Regions from separate parts of the Homo sapiens genome. Here region 2 is linked to region 1. A link is a contact called in ENCODE Hi-C or POLR2A ChIA-PET data. All regions are on one chromosome and are shown on one strand. Each heading gives the region's core, a stretch centred on a gene start or an enhancer-like site at or near the end of the contact. The rest is flanking DNA. Distances are from core to core; before and after follow the strand shown.

Region 1 (6,291 bases), core at 991-3,490:
TCATAGTCCACTTGTGCTGCTATAACAAAATACCACAGGACTGTGTAATTTATAAACAAAAGAAATTTATTTTTCATAGTTCTGGAGGCTGGGAAGTCTAAGATCAATGGGCTGGCCGATTTGGTGTCTGGTGAGGGCTGCTCTGCTTCCAAGATGGTGTCTTGTTGCTGCATCCTCTGGAGGATTGCTGTGTCCTCACCTGGCAGAAGGGATGAAAAGGCAAAAAGGGGCTGAATTCACTCCCTCAGGCTCTCTTATAAGGGCATTAATCCCATTCATGAGGACAGAGCTCTCACGGCCTACTCCCCTCCTTGAGGTCCTCTTCCTAAAACTGTCACATTTTATATGTTTTCATATAAAGTTTGAAGGGGACACAAACATTCAAATCATAGCACATATGGAGATGAATTTGGGTGAGACAATAGTGGTTGTGAGGTGGAGATGTTGTAGAGTGGATAGATTGAGAATTTAAGGTGGAGTCAAGAATATGTGATAATGGACTGGAAGTGAGGTGTGAGGAAACAGCGGAATCAGGGACAATTCCTAGGTTTTTGTCTTAACAATCAAGGGGATAGTAGGGACTTTCGCTTTGAGAAGACTGGGGAGTAAGAAACTTGGATCAAGAGGTTAATTAGGGCCATATTACGTTGTGATGTCTATTAGGCACTCCGGGGGAGATGTCAGGTCAGCTGTTGAATATGATTCTTCTTCACAGATTTTTTTTTACACTTTAAAATTCTTTTTCTCTTTTTTGTAACTTTTTTTGTTGTTGTTTTTATTTTGTCATTTTTTTCTGCTTCTAACACACCAAAACTCACTCCTTCCTTCCTTCCTTCCTTCCTTCCCTCCCTCTCTATTTCTTTCTTTTTTTTTTTTTTTTTGAGACAGAGTCTCACTCTGTTGCCCAGGCTGGAGTGCAGTGGCACGATCTTGGCTCACTGCAAGCTTCACCTCCTGGGTTCACGCCATTCTCCTGGCTCAGCCTCCAAGTAGCTGGGACTACAGGCACCCGCCACCATGCCGGCTAATTTTTTGTATTTTTAGTAGAGACGGGGTTTCACCGTGTTAGCCAGGATAGTCTCAATCTCCTGACCCCTTGATCCATGGGCCTCGGCCTCCCAAAGTGCTGGGATTACAGGCGTGAGCCACCGCGCCCGGCCTTTCTCACTCTTTCTTTCTTTCGAGTCAGGGTCTTGCTATGTTGCCCAGGCTGGTCTCAAACTCCTGGCCTCAAGCAATCCTCCTGCTTCAGCCTCCCAAAGTGCTGGAACTACAAGTGTCCCATCGCACTGGGTCCTTCTTCATAGAGTTAATGGACTAGATTTCAGGATATCTAGAGTTCCCTTCAACCATATTAAAAACATTCAACAAATTGCCAGTTGATTTAATGAATTAGACAACATGCATAGAATGCTATTCCATTAAGTGGTATGCAAAGATAATAATTTTTTTTTTTTTTTTGAGACGGAGTCTTGCTCTGTCGCCCAGGCTGGAGTGCAGTGGTGTGATCTCAGCTCACTGCAAGCTCCACCTCCCGGGTTCACGCCATTCTCCTGCCTCAGCCTGCCGAGTAGCTGGGACTACAGGCGTCCCCCACCATGCCTGGCTAATTTTTTGTATTTTTAGTAGAGATGGGGTTTCATCGTGTTAGCCAGGATGGTCTTGATCTCCTGACCTCGTGATCCGCCCGCCTCGGCCTCCCAAAGTGCTGGGACTACAGGCGTGAGCCACTGCGCCTGGCCCCAAGATAATCATTTTTAATCTAAAAAAGTAGATTATAAAACAGTTACCTATGGTTTGCCACCATTTTTAAGAATACAGTATATTATAACAACTCATTGGAAGCTTGAAGCAGATAGAATGGAATCTGAGCAGTAGCTACTTCAGGTGCTGGGGTGAGTGTCGTTTTATCCTTTTAAATTCTTGTTATTGGTAATTTAAAATGTTTTCAATAATCATGCATTACCTGTATAACGTTTTTTTTAAAAAAAAAAAAATCCATGGTCTCTTTCAGCTGGGCAGTCTGCGGCTGGGTAATCTGTCAGGTGAGGGACATCAAGGTGATCAGACTGAGAGGATGGACCAGATACGAAGTGGGAGAGGCGAAGAGGCCCAGTTCCAGGGCCGGGGGCGAGGGGTGGGCGGTCCAAAGGGCACCGCCCCTGCGGGTCACGTGCTCGCCGACCACCAATGGCCGCCTCCGAGCCCACCTTGGGGACGGGGCGGGGCGCCTGGCTGGCGTCACCAGGACAACGGGCGTCGCCGGCGCCGTGTGACTTCGGGCTGTGGGCTCGCTCGCGGCTCTTCGGCCATGGTGAGTCTGGGACCCGCGTCTGCCTAGCTGCCCCGCCCTACCCCTACCGGGCTGGGTCCGCACGCCGCCGCCCGCTAGGGTCGGGCAGGCGGCGCAGGGGTCGTGGAGAGGCCGGGCCGCGGCCTGCGAGGCTGCTGGGCAGGGCAGGGCTGGGCGGGCCCGGGGAGGGGTAACCTGGGGGATTCAGAGCGCCCGCCTGCCGGGGGGCGACCGCGATGCAGCGTTCCCTGCCGCTGGAGTCGGGGTGACAGCCCGGACCCCCACCCAGTGGGCCGCCGGACGACGTGACGCTGTTTGGCCCGAGAGAGCCTGGGAAGCCACCCAAGGAGGGTGTGGTTAAAAAAAAAAATCTTGTATATGGATATCATATGTATTTATATTTACACTAAAGCAGTCTATATGCCTCCAGTTTTGTTTCTATGCAGTTATGTGTAACTAATATAAGACATATATCTTCCTTTCAAAATCAGCATTCTGATAGGTTTTTTAGCACGTGGAAATTAAAATTTTTGATTTTAGAGACCCCTCCCCTCCTTTCTAAAAAATAGAGGGCATTAAGCTGGAGGGTTTTTTTTTCTGAGTGCCGCACCCTCACTAAGGGATTTAATTAATTCATAATTAGTGCATTGTAAACGTCTTAAATCATTACCTTTGTTCAGTTAACTTCAGACGGCGTGGGCATAACACCTGGCCCCCTTTAAGCTCGTTTTAAAAACGTTGCTCGGTTTCACTCGGCGGAGGTGCTGGCTTGAACAGACAAGTTCAGAGAATTGCCAACCGAAGGCATAATTCTCCAGAGGCCTTCACGGGGTGTAAGAGAAGAGAGGAGCTAGACTCCTTGCTTGGGGACACACCCTTGGTATAGAATACTTGAGGAGGTATGGCGGTAGGTGTAGGTAATAGGGAAATACTTAGTTTTGTTTTAACCATGAGTAATTAAGTGGAGATTTTCTCCTTATCTGCAGGAGTTTAGTGGAAGTGCTGATGAGCTGAGAATGCAGGGTGCTCCCCGAGTGCCAGCTGGCCTCATGGAGAAAAAACTATCATTAGGAATCCTGGCTGGCTCAGTTTTTTTCTTAATAACCAAGGAGAGGGATGGTGGTGGGAGGTGGATGGTGTCTCTCATTGACTCTGGAAAAGCAACTTCCAAATGTGTGGCATTATTGCTGGCAGGAGAAAAACATCACCCATAAATCACAGTACCATGTAATGCCTTTATTTTGTGTATGTTTCTTTTTTAAATTGCGAATTGCTTTTTAAGTGACAAATTAATGGAGCTGGCAAGAGTTTCAGAAACTGAATTTTATGAAGATATAAGTGTTTCAAATATTGCAGTAATTTACTGTAATATGTTATATGTGAGAAAAGCCCTAACAATTGTAGCAAGGAGAAAGAATATCCAGGAATTAATTTTTCACAGCTCTCTGAAGTCTCATATTCCTCCTGTCATCCATTTTCCTTTATTTTTACTTCTTCCACTTCTTTCGTTCTGACCCACAGCCCACCCTCATTCACTATTGTGAATTTTAGAGTTTTACTTTAAAATAAAAGCATTTACTGTAGTTTTGTATTAGTGGTTGCTTTGCTGAACTTAATAATGCTTTGCTTTTTGTTTGTCTTTAAGCATTAAGAATTTAACTCACAGGAGCTTAATTGATTGATAAGGTGTCCAGGCTTCCATGGAAGTGGGGAATGGTTGGTACAGGAGGGAGAGGGATGAAGCGGCTGCATATATATGTCATCCCCAAAACTGTATTCTTTTTTTTTTTTTTTGAGACGGAGTCTCGCTCTGTCGCCCAGGCTGGAGTGCAGTGGTGCGATCTCGGCTCACTGCAAGCTCCGCCTCCCGGGTACACGCCATTCTCCTGCCTCAGCCTCCCGAGTAGCTGGGACTACAGGCGAGTGCCACCACGCCCAGCTAATTTTTGTATTTTTAGTAGAGATGGGGTTTCACCATGTTGGTCAGGATGGTCTCCATCTCTTGACCTTGTGATCCTCCTGCCTTGGCCTCCCAAGCTGGGATTGCAGGCTTGAGCCACCATGCCTGGCCCCCAGAACTGTGTTCTAAATCACATTACACTTCCTTAACTGCTTGAATCTAAACAAAACTTTAGCCGTTGATATAAATGACTTGGCACATTAATTTTGGAACTATTTCTCAATGAAAATTTCTTCAATTAAGCCATTTATTTCTACTCTATAATAATAATGACAACTAATATTTATTGTGTACATATGTACATAGTTATTACTATAGAGGCAGTAGAAATTTTTCTAAGAGTCGTAAATGATCACAACAACCTTGTGATGAAGATACCTTTATCCTATTTTAGAGATGAGGAAATTGAGGCACAGAGAGGTAAAGTAACTTGCCTAGGTCACCCCACTGATAAATTGAGCCACTTTTAAAACCTGGCAGTTTCTCTCAACCTGTTTATGGATTGTACTGTAATGTATAGTGTATCTTTATATGTTTCCTCATATATATGTTAGGAAATTAGTTTTCTTTCTTATTAGGACTTAAGGTTTTTGAGCACTTATAAATGACTTGTGTTTTGTTGTTCCTGGCACTGGGTTAGATACTACGGAACAGGGTAGGCATGCTTAGTCTTCTCTCCCCTCTTTCTTCTTTCCTTCTTTCACAAAGTTGAAATGAGAAGGAATTAATAAAGACATGAATTAGATCAGCATTCTTACTCACAGCTATACTAGCATTGAGTTTCTCCTGTCACATCAGTTCAGTTAAGGAATTGGCATCCGCTTTTTGTGTGAATCACAAAGACAAGTGTTTTACATAAAGCCTTTTGGATGTGGAGGATTTAACAGTGTTTTTAAAAAATGTATTCTCTGAGATTTTCCTAATTTTTAGATTTTAGTTTCATATTCTACAATTGTTACGAAAAGACTTCAAGGCTGGGCTCAGTGGCTCACGCCTGTAATCCCAGCACTTTGGGAGGCTGAGATGGGAGGACTGCTTCAGTCCCGGAGTTCAAGACCAGTCTGGGCAACATGGTGAGACCCATCTCTACTAAAAATTTGAAAAATTAGCCAGGCATGGTGGTGCACGCCTGTGGTCCTACCTATTTGGGCAGCTGAGGCGGAAGGATCGATCCCTTGAGTCCAGGAGCTCAAGGCTGTGCTGAATTGTGTTCACACCACTGCCCTCCAGTCTGGGCAACAGAGCAAGGCCCTGTATCCAAAAAAAAAAAAAAAAAAAAGAAAAGAAAAAAAGGCATCTAATAATTGTTTAAATTTTAATTCATATGGAACAAAATCTATTGGGATATATATGACTTGTCAAGTTTTTGTTATTGTTTAACACTTTATTGTGTAAAGCAGATTTAGTTTTTGGAAATAAATAATATTTTATCATATAATTTTCCAGTTTAATTTGTTCATTTCGACTTTCCTATTTTGACACTTCTCTCTCTGTATTTGTGGTCAAGACTTGTCACAGGTATTGGGAAGCAGAAGATGGAGGGAACACTGCAAAAATAGTTTTGCCCATTAAAGTGATTTTTTTAATTTTTAATTTTTAAATTTTTTAATTATACTTTAAGTTCTAGGGTACATGTGCACAACGTGCAGGTTTGTTACGTATGTATACATGGGCCATGTTGGTGTGCTGTACCCGTTGTCATTTACATTAGGTATATCTCCTAAGGCTATCCCTCCGCCCTCCCCCTACCCCTCAACAGGCCCCAGTGTGTGATGTTCCCCACCCTGTGTCCAAGTGTTCTCATTGTTCAATTCCCACCTATGAGTGAGAACATGCGGTGTTTGGTTTTCTGTCCTTGTGATAGTTTGCCCAGAATGATGGTTTCTGGCTTCATCCATGTCCTTGCAAAGGACATGAACTCATCCTTTTTTATGGCTGCATAGTATTCCATGGTGTATATGTGCCACATTTTCTTAATCCAGTCTATCATTGTTGGACATTTGGGTTGGTTCCAAGTCTTTGCTATTGTGAATAGTGC
Region 2 (6,291 bases), core at 2,138-4,637, 90 kb before region 1:
TATTTATTCTCTGATGTTCTTCCTTTATTTACATAGGTCTGAGTTTCTGACCTATATCATTTCCCTGCTCCCTAAAGAACTTCTTTTAACACTTCTTGCAAGACAGGTCTACTGGCCACAAATTCTCTCATTTTTTGTTTGTTTGAGAAAGCCTTTATTTCTCTTTCACTTTTGAAGGACAATTTCTTAGGGCATACAATTTTAGGTTAATGGGGTTTTTTTTCCTCTTAACACTTTAAATATTTTATTACCCTCTTTTTTTTTTTTTTTTTTTTTTTTTGAGATGGAGTCTCGCTCTATCTCCTTGGCTGGAGTGCAGTGGCGTGATCTCAGTTCACTGCAACCTCCACCTCCTGGGTTTAAGCGATTCTCCTGCCTCAGCCTACTGAGTAGCTGGGACTACAGGCACACACCACCACACCTGGCTACTTTTTTTGTATTTTTAGTAGAGATGGGGTTTCACCATGTTGGCCAGGCAGGTCTCGAACTCCTGACCTTAGGTGATCTGCCTGCCTCAGCCTCCCAAAGTGCTGGGATTTAAGGCATAAGCCACCACACCCGGCCTTACACTGTCTTCTTTCTTGCATGGTTTCAGAGGAGGAATTGCATATAATTCTTACTTTTGCTCGTCCATAGATAAGGTAGGGTTTTTTCCTCTAGATTCTTCCAAGATTTTAAATTTATCTTTAAATTTTTTTGTAGTTTGTTAATGATATGCCAGGGTGTAGTTTTTTGGGTATTTATCCTACTTGGTGTACTCTGAGCTCCCCAGATCTGTGGTTGGTTGTCCGACATTAATTTGATGAAATTCTTGGTCATTACGATTTCAAATATTGCTTCTGTTCCTTTCTTCCTTCTCCTTCTGATACTTCCATTATGTGTGTGTTATAATTTTTGTGGTACCCCATAGTTCTTGGATATTCTGTTCTCTTTTTTTGTCTTTTATTTCTCTTTGTTTTTCAGTTTTGGAAGTTTCTATTGCCATATCTTCAACCGCAGATATTTTCTCCTCAGCTGTGTCCAGTCTACTGATGAGCCTATTTCTGTTACAGTGCTCTTGATCTCTCACATTTCTTTTTGATTCCTTAGAATTGCCACCTCTCTGTTGCTATTACCCATCTGTTCTTGTATGTCATCTAATTCTCCCATTAATGCCCTGAGCATAGTTATCATAGCATTTTAAAATTCCTGGTCTAATAAATTCAATGTTCCCGCCCTATCTGAGTCTAGCTCTGATGCTTGTTTTCAGTCTTTTCAAACTGTATCTTTTGTCTTTTAGAATGCCTCGTAATTTTTGTTGAAAAGTGGACATGATGTTCTGAGCAAAAGCCACTGTGGTAAACAGGCCTTTGGGAATGTGGTGGGAAGCTGTGGAGGGGAGAGGAAGTGTTCTAGAGTCCCATGACTAGGTCTCAGTCTTTTGTCAGCATGTGCCCCTGGACTGTGAACTTCATCAGTGCTTCTCATTTTTCCCCTCCCATCTAGGTGAGAGAGGATGGCTACAGGGAGCTGGAGTTGGGAATTTCCCTCCCTCCAGCAGGTCAGGCTCTGAAAAAATATTTTGTTCCTGATCACAGGCCTTGTTAAGAAGAACAGAATATTCTGGGGTATTTCAAAATGGTTCTTTTTCCTCTCTGTTTGCTGGAAGCAAAAGATTTTTCTCTGATATTTTCTGTAAGGACCTGATAGAGCTCCTGGAGGTAAAACTTCCAAAAGCATGGGGGCCCCTTGATGACTGGGTCCCCCTGGAGTTTTTAACTCACAAACTTGTCCACCCTGAGCTTCCAGCAATTCATCAATTACAGCTACGTTTTCCTACCCTGGCACTGGTTTCTTCCAATTGTTCTGCTTAGGTAACTTGTGATTATCTGTTTTTACCTGTTTCTCCAATTCTAGGGACAGCAGTTTGCCCTGTGACCTCACTTTGCTGATGGATCTAAGAAGAGCTGTGGATGTGTCAGTTTGTTCAGCTTTTTACTTGTTATGATGGAGCAGTAACTTCTAAACTCCTGACATGCTGGGCCAGAAACCAGAAGTCTTTTTCTTTTTTTCTTTAAATATTACAGCTCTTTCCACATTAATACTATAATCTACTTCAATCTTTGGTAGCAGACATTATTTAATCATTAGACAGATATTTATGTTGGTTCCAACTTTTCATGATTATAAATAATGCTTCAATGAACAGTCTCAAATGCACATTTTTGTACCTATCTTATTTCTTTAGGATAGACCTCTAGAAGTGGAACTGCTGCATCAAAGTAATGTTACAATTAAAAAAAATTCAAATTCAAATTTCCTCTTCTAATTTTACAGGTTGTTTTCCTTTAGTCTTTAGGCAGTCAAGTTACCTAAGAAGCATATTGCTTAAAAGAAGATAGACTTTGGGAGGCCAAGGCGGGCGGATCATGAGGTCAGGAGATTGAGACCATCCTGGCTAACACGGTGAAACCCTGTCTCTACTAAAATACAAAAAATTAGCTGGGCGTGGTGGCAGGCGCCTGTAGTCCCAGCTACTCGGGAGGCTGAGGCAGGAGAATGGCGTGAACCCGGGAGGTGGAGCTTGCAGTGAGCCGAGATTGCGCCACTGCACTCCAGCCTGGGTGACAGAGCAAGACTGTGTCTCAAAAGAAAAAAAAAAGAAGATAGACTGAGAAATGATGAAAATAGAAAATAATAAAAAATACGACTTGTGCTTTAAGCCACCCTGACTGGCCTCGCAGCTTGTAGTTTGGTAGCACTTTCCTTTCTTTCTTTTTTTTTTTTGAGACAGAGTCTCATTCTGTCACCAGGCTGGATGGAGTGCAGTGGTGTGATCTTGGCTCACTGCAACCTCCGCCTCCCCGGTTCAAGCGATTCTCCTGCCTCAGCCTCCTGAGCAGCTGGGACTACAGGCGCGTGCCACCATGCCCAGCTAATTTTTGTATTTTTAGTACAGACAGGGTTTCACCATGTTGGCCAGGATGGTCTTGATCTCTTGACCTCGTGACCTGCCCGCCTCGGCCTCCCAAAGTCCTGGGATTACAGGTGTGAGCCACCACGCCCGGTCAGCACTTTCTTAAAGACGCTCATTGCTATGCATATCCTTTTATATGAGAGAGATTTTGAATGAAGAAGTGTGTGGCTGTACTTCAGGAAGACAGCACAGAGTGACACATTTTGACCAAAACTACCTTGACTCTCTGAGTCAAGGAGCCTAGGAGATCAAGTGCTTATTTCACCTATATGGCAATTCGGGACAAGCAGTTATCTGAAACCCTTGCCACAAATTCAGATGCATCCTCCGCAGGGTGAGTAGGGGAGAATCATGTAGGTGAAGAATGAACCAAAGTCATCCACCTCAGTTATGTCAGGCTGGACCAAATTCCAGCTGGTATCTCAAAGGCAAAAGGCCTGGACTTTCCACCTTTCTCAGCTGCCCATGACTCATGCTGGATGCCCCACTGTTTTCTTCCACCAGGATCTACTGGAAGGCTGTTCAGCAAACACTATGAAAGGACTGATTAATACTTTCAGTCTCACATAAATCTATCTAAGGAACACAGGGAAACTGTTTTGGAAGTAGAGAAGGAGGAACTTCAGGCTAAACTCAGATCCCACCAGACTCATAAGATCTTCTTCAGAATTAATTTTCAAAACGATATGGGCTAGAATCTGGCTCAGGAAAACCGCAATAATGCTGCTGAGAGTCTAGGTACATACACCATATGTTTCTGGATTTCCCGCAAACATTCAAGACAGGAAACACACTTCTGAGCTGGTGTGATTCAGAAGCTCCAGTACAACAGTGCTATGCGTTAACACAACCAAGTGCGTGCCAAAAACACCACTCATATCCAGGTGCAACTTGAATTAGTTCCTTTCACCAATCTTCTCATCTTGAACCTCACAAGGGAGCTATGGAAAACAGCTGGCTATATACCTGGACCTTCTTCTCCTCTCTAGGGAAACTTAACATTTGGTAAGTGTACTAACAGTCTTTTTTTTTTTTTTATACTTTAAGTTTTAGGGTACATGTGCACAACATGCAGGTTTGTTACATATGTATACATGTGCCATGTTGGTGTGCTGCACCCATTAACTCGTCATTTAACGTTAGGTATATCTCCTAATGCTATCCTTCCCCCCTCCCCCCACCCCACAACAGGCCCCGGTGTGTGATGTTCCCCTTCCTGTGTCCATGTGTTCTCATTGTTCAATTCCCACCTATGAGTGAGAACATGCAGTGTTTGGTTTTTTGTCCTTGATACTGCTTCTCGATTATTCTGTAGATAGAAATTGTGGTTTGTGAACACAGATTTAGGACCTGGGTTTCAACCATTTCAACATCAAGAGATATATCTATTATTTTTCCTTCCAAGAAAAGAAGATTTTATAAAAGATTCTGTCTATCAACCAAATGTTTATTCATAAGCACATTTATTTCACTCATTTTTCAATTTAAAAGGGCACATTTGCCTGCCAATCAAAGCTTCTGATAACCAGTGTTTCCACAAAGAATTTAGAACTCATATGAAAGTTGATGCTTTTATTCTGATAAATTGTTGACTTTCATCTTGACCTTTGAAATTTTAAAGAAGAGCCTGCAAAACTCAATTATTACTTTGCAAGACAAAAATGTAAAATTCTGAAACAAATGCCTGATCTTTCCTCCTTCCTTTTGGTGTTACCCAAGCTATGTGTCTTTAGGGCCCCCTGCTAGCTCCCTCCCACTCACTCCACAACACACAACCAGCATTGTCCTCCCCAAGAACAGTTAGTTCTTACACTCCTCTACATCAGTGGTTCTCAAAGATGAACATGCATCAGAATCACCTGGAAGGTTTGTAAAAATACATCTGGCCCTCCTTTTGAGTTTCTGACTCTGTAGCTGAGGCCCCAAAATTTGTATTTCTTGAAAGTTCCTAGGTAATGTTGAGACTGCTGGTACAAGGACCACCCTTGGAGAACTGCTGCTGTGGATCAAAAACCTATCCTCAAAAACAGGCAAAACCTATATGTGGTGATAAGAATTGGAATAGAGATGGGCCTCTGGCTCTGCTGGAGTAGGGAGGGGCAGAAGATTATTGGAAAAGGACTCCAGGGAACTTTCTGGGGTGAAGAAAATGTTCTATATCATGACTGGGTGTTGATTACACAGGTGTATACATTTGTCAAAACTTGTCAACTTTAGATCTGTGCATTTTGCTGATGTAAATTATACCTTAATGAACTAAGTTAATTTAAAAAATACCTCCCCTTAGAAAAATCTGTAATTTATTCAGCATGAGGTATAAGTGGTTGAAAATTATTCACAACCTCTCCCAATGGATACTTCATGCCTTAAGATAGTGATTTCCAACTTGTAGGGATTCTACCAGGGAAGCAATATAGTATTTGCAAGATGTAGGCAAGTTCATATGCAAATAAACCCTGCGTCAATCAACCAATAACTCTAAATCAATTACTAATACATGGAAATCTACATGATAGTACTCCTTGAGTTTCTCCTCCTAAAAACTTATTTAAAAAATATTCTAGCCGGCTGGGCGTGGTGGCTCACACCTGTAATCCCAGCACTTTGGGAGGCTGAGGTGGGTGGATCACGAGGTCAACAGTTCAAGACCAGCCTGACCAATATGGTGAAACCCCGTCTGTACTAAAAATACAAAAATTACCTGGATGTGGCGGCGCACGCCTGTAGTCCCAGCTACTCGGGGACTGAGGCAGGAGAATCGCTTGAACCCGGGAGGCGGAGGTTGCAGTGAGCTGAGATCACGCTACTGCACTCCAGCCCGGTGGGTGGAGCGAGACTCTCCTTCTCAAAAAAAAAAAAAAAAAAAAAAAAATTCTAGAATGAAATGATATAATGTCCTGGATTTGCTTTAAAATATCTCAATTATATAAGAAAGCTTTAGGAAAAAAATCAAATTTTTCCTTTACCCTCACCAATGACAACCATTGTTTTTGTTTTGAGAAGTGTTAAATGTTCTGTATTTGATATTACACATAAATCACACTAAAATGCCTTTCAGTAAGTAAAAAGAACCATTTTAGATACAGGGAATTCTAATTAGATTGGCATAGTTAAGACCAAAAATATAAAGTACACATTGCTAGCTTATCTTCAGCCTTTGCCTTTAAGATGCAGATGAATACAAAACACAAGTGAGTCTTGCTTGGTTCTGAGACAATGAAGGAATTTCCCCAGTATTTAAATATATTCCCATAACCAGTTATATAAATCTATATATAAAACCAATCTCCAATAGATTTTAAGATGACATTCACCATCTTTGCGAAAAGTTGACC

What was found. A loop is a pair of places that touch in the nucleus more often than their neighbours do. ChIA-PET counts read pairs that join two places held with the same protein, here RNA polymerase II (POLR2A).
Region 2: a map of HepG2 shows a loop between it and region 1 (2.2-fold over the local background). The contact joins the enhancer-like site here to the promoter of FBXL2 in region 1. A Hi-C loop is called at or near these places in 1 of 168 maps with a recorded cell type or tissue (HepG2). POLR2A ChIA-PET finds 5 or more read pairs at or near these places in 2 of 52 experiments (MCF 10A and Panc1).

What each region holds. Positions count from the first base shown.
Region 1 is chr3:33,275,202-33,281,492 of GRCh38, forward strand. FBXL2 (F-box and leucine rich repeat protein 2) reads left to right here and starts at 2,241. Exons shown (of 15, transcript NM_012157.5): 1 at 2,241-2,314. The coding sequence starts at 2,312. It overlaps LOC124909362 (a long non-coding RNA gene), which reads right to left and starts at 2,153. Exons shown (of 2, transcript XR_007095861.1): 1 at 1,967-2,153; 2 at 46-199. RefSeq lists silencers at 2,062-2,131, 2,196-2,363, 2,332-2,511.
Region 2 is chr3:33,183,676-33,189,966 of GRCh38, forward strand. The region is part of intron 3 of SUSD5 (sushi domain containing 5); the gene reads right to left. Among named protein-coding and RNA genes, the nearest start is that of SUSD5, 32 kb to the right of the region's middle. RefSeq lists an enhancer at 3,302-3,596. Within about 2 kb of position 3,388, at least 2 of the 41 ENCODE cell types and tissues checked have a DNase peak (open chromatin) inside an H3K27ac peak, as active enhancers do.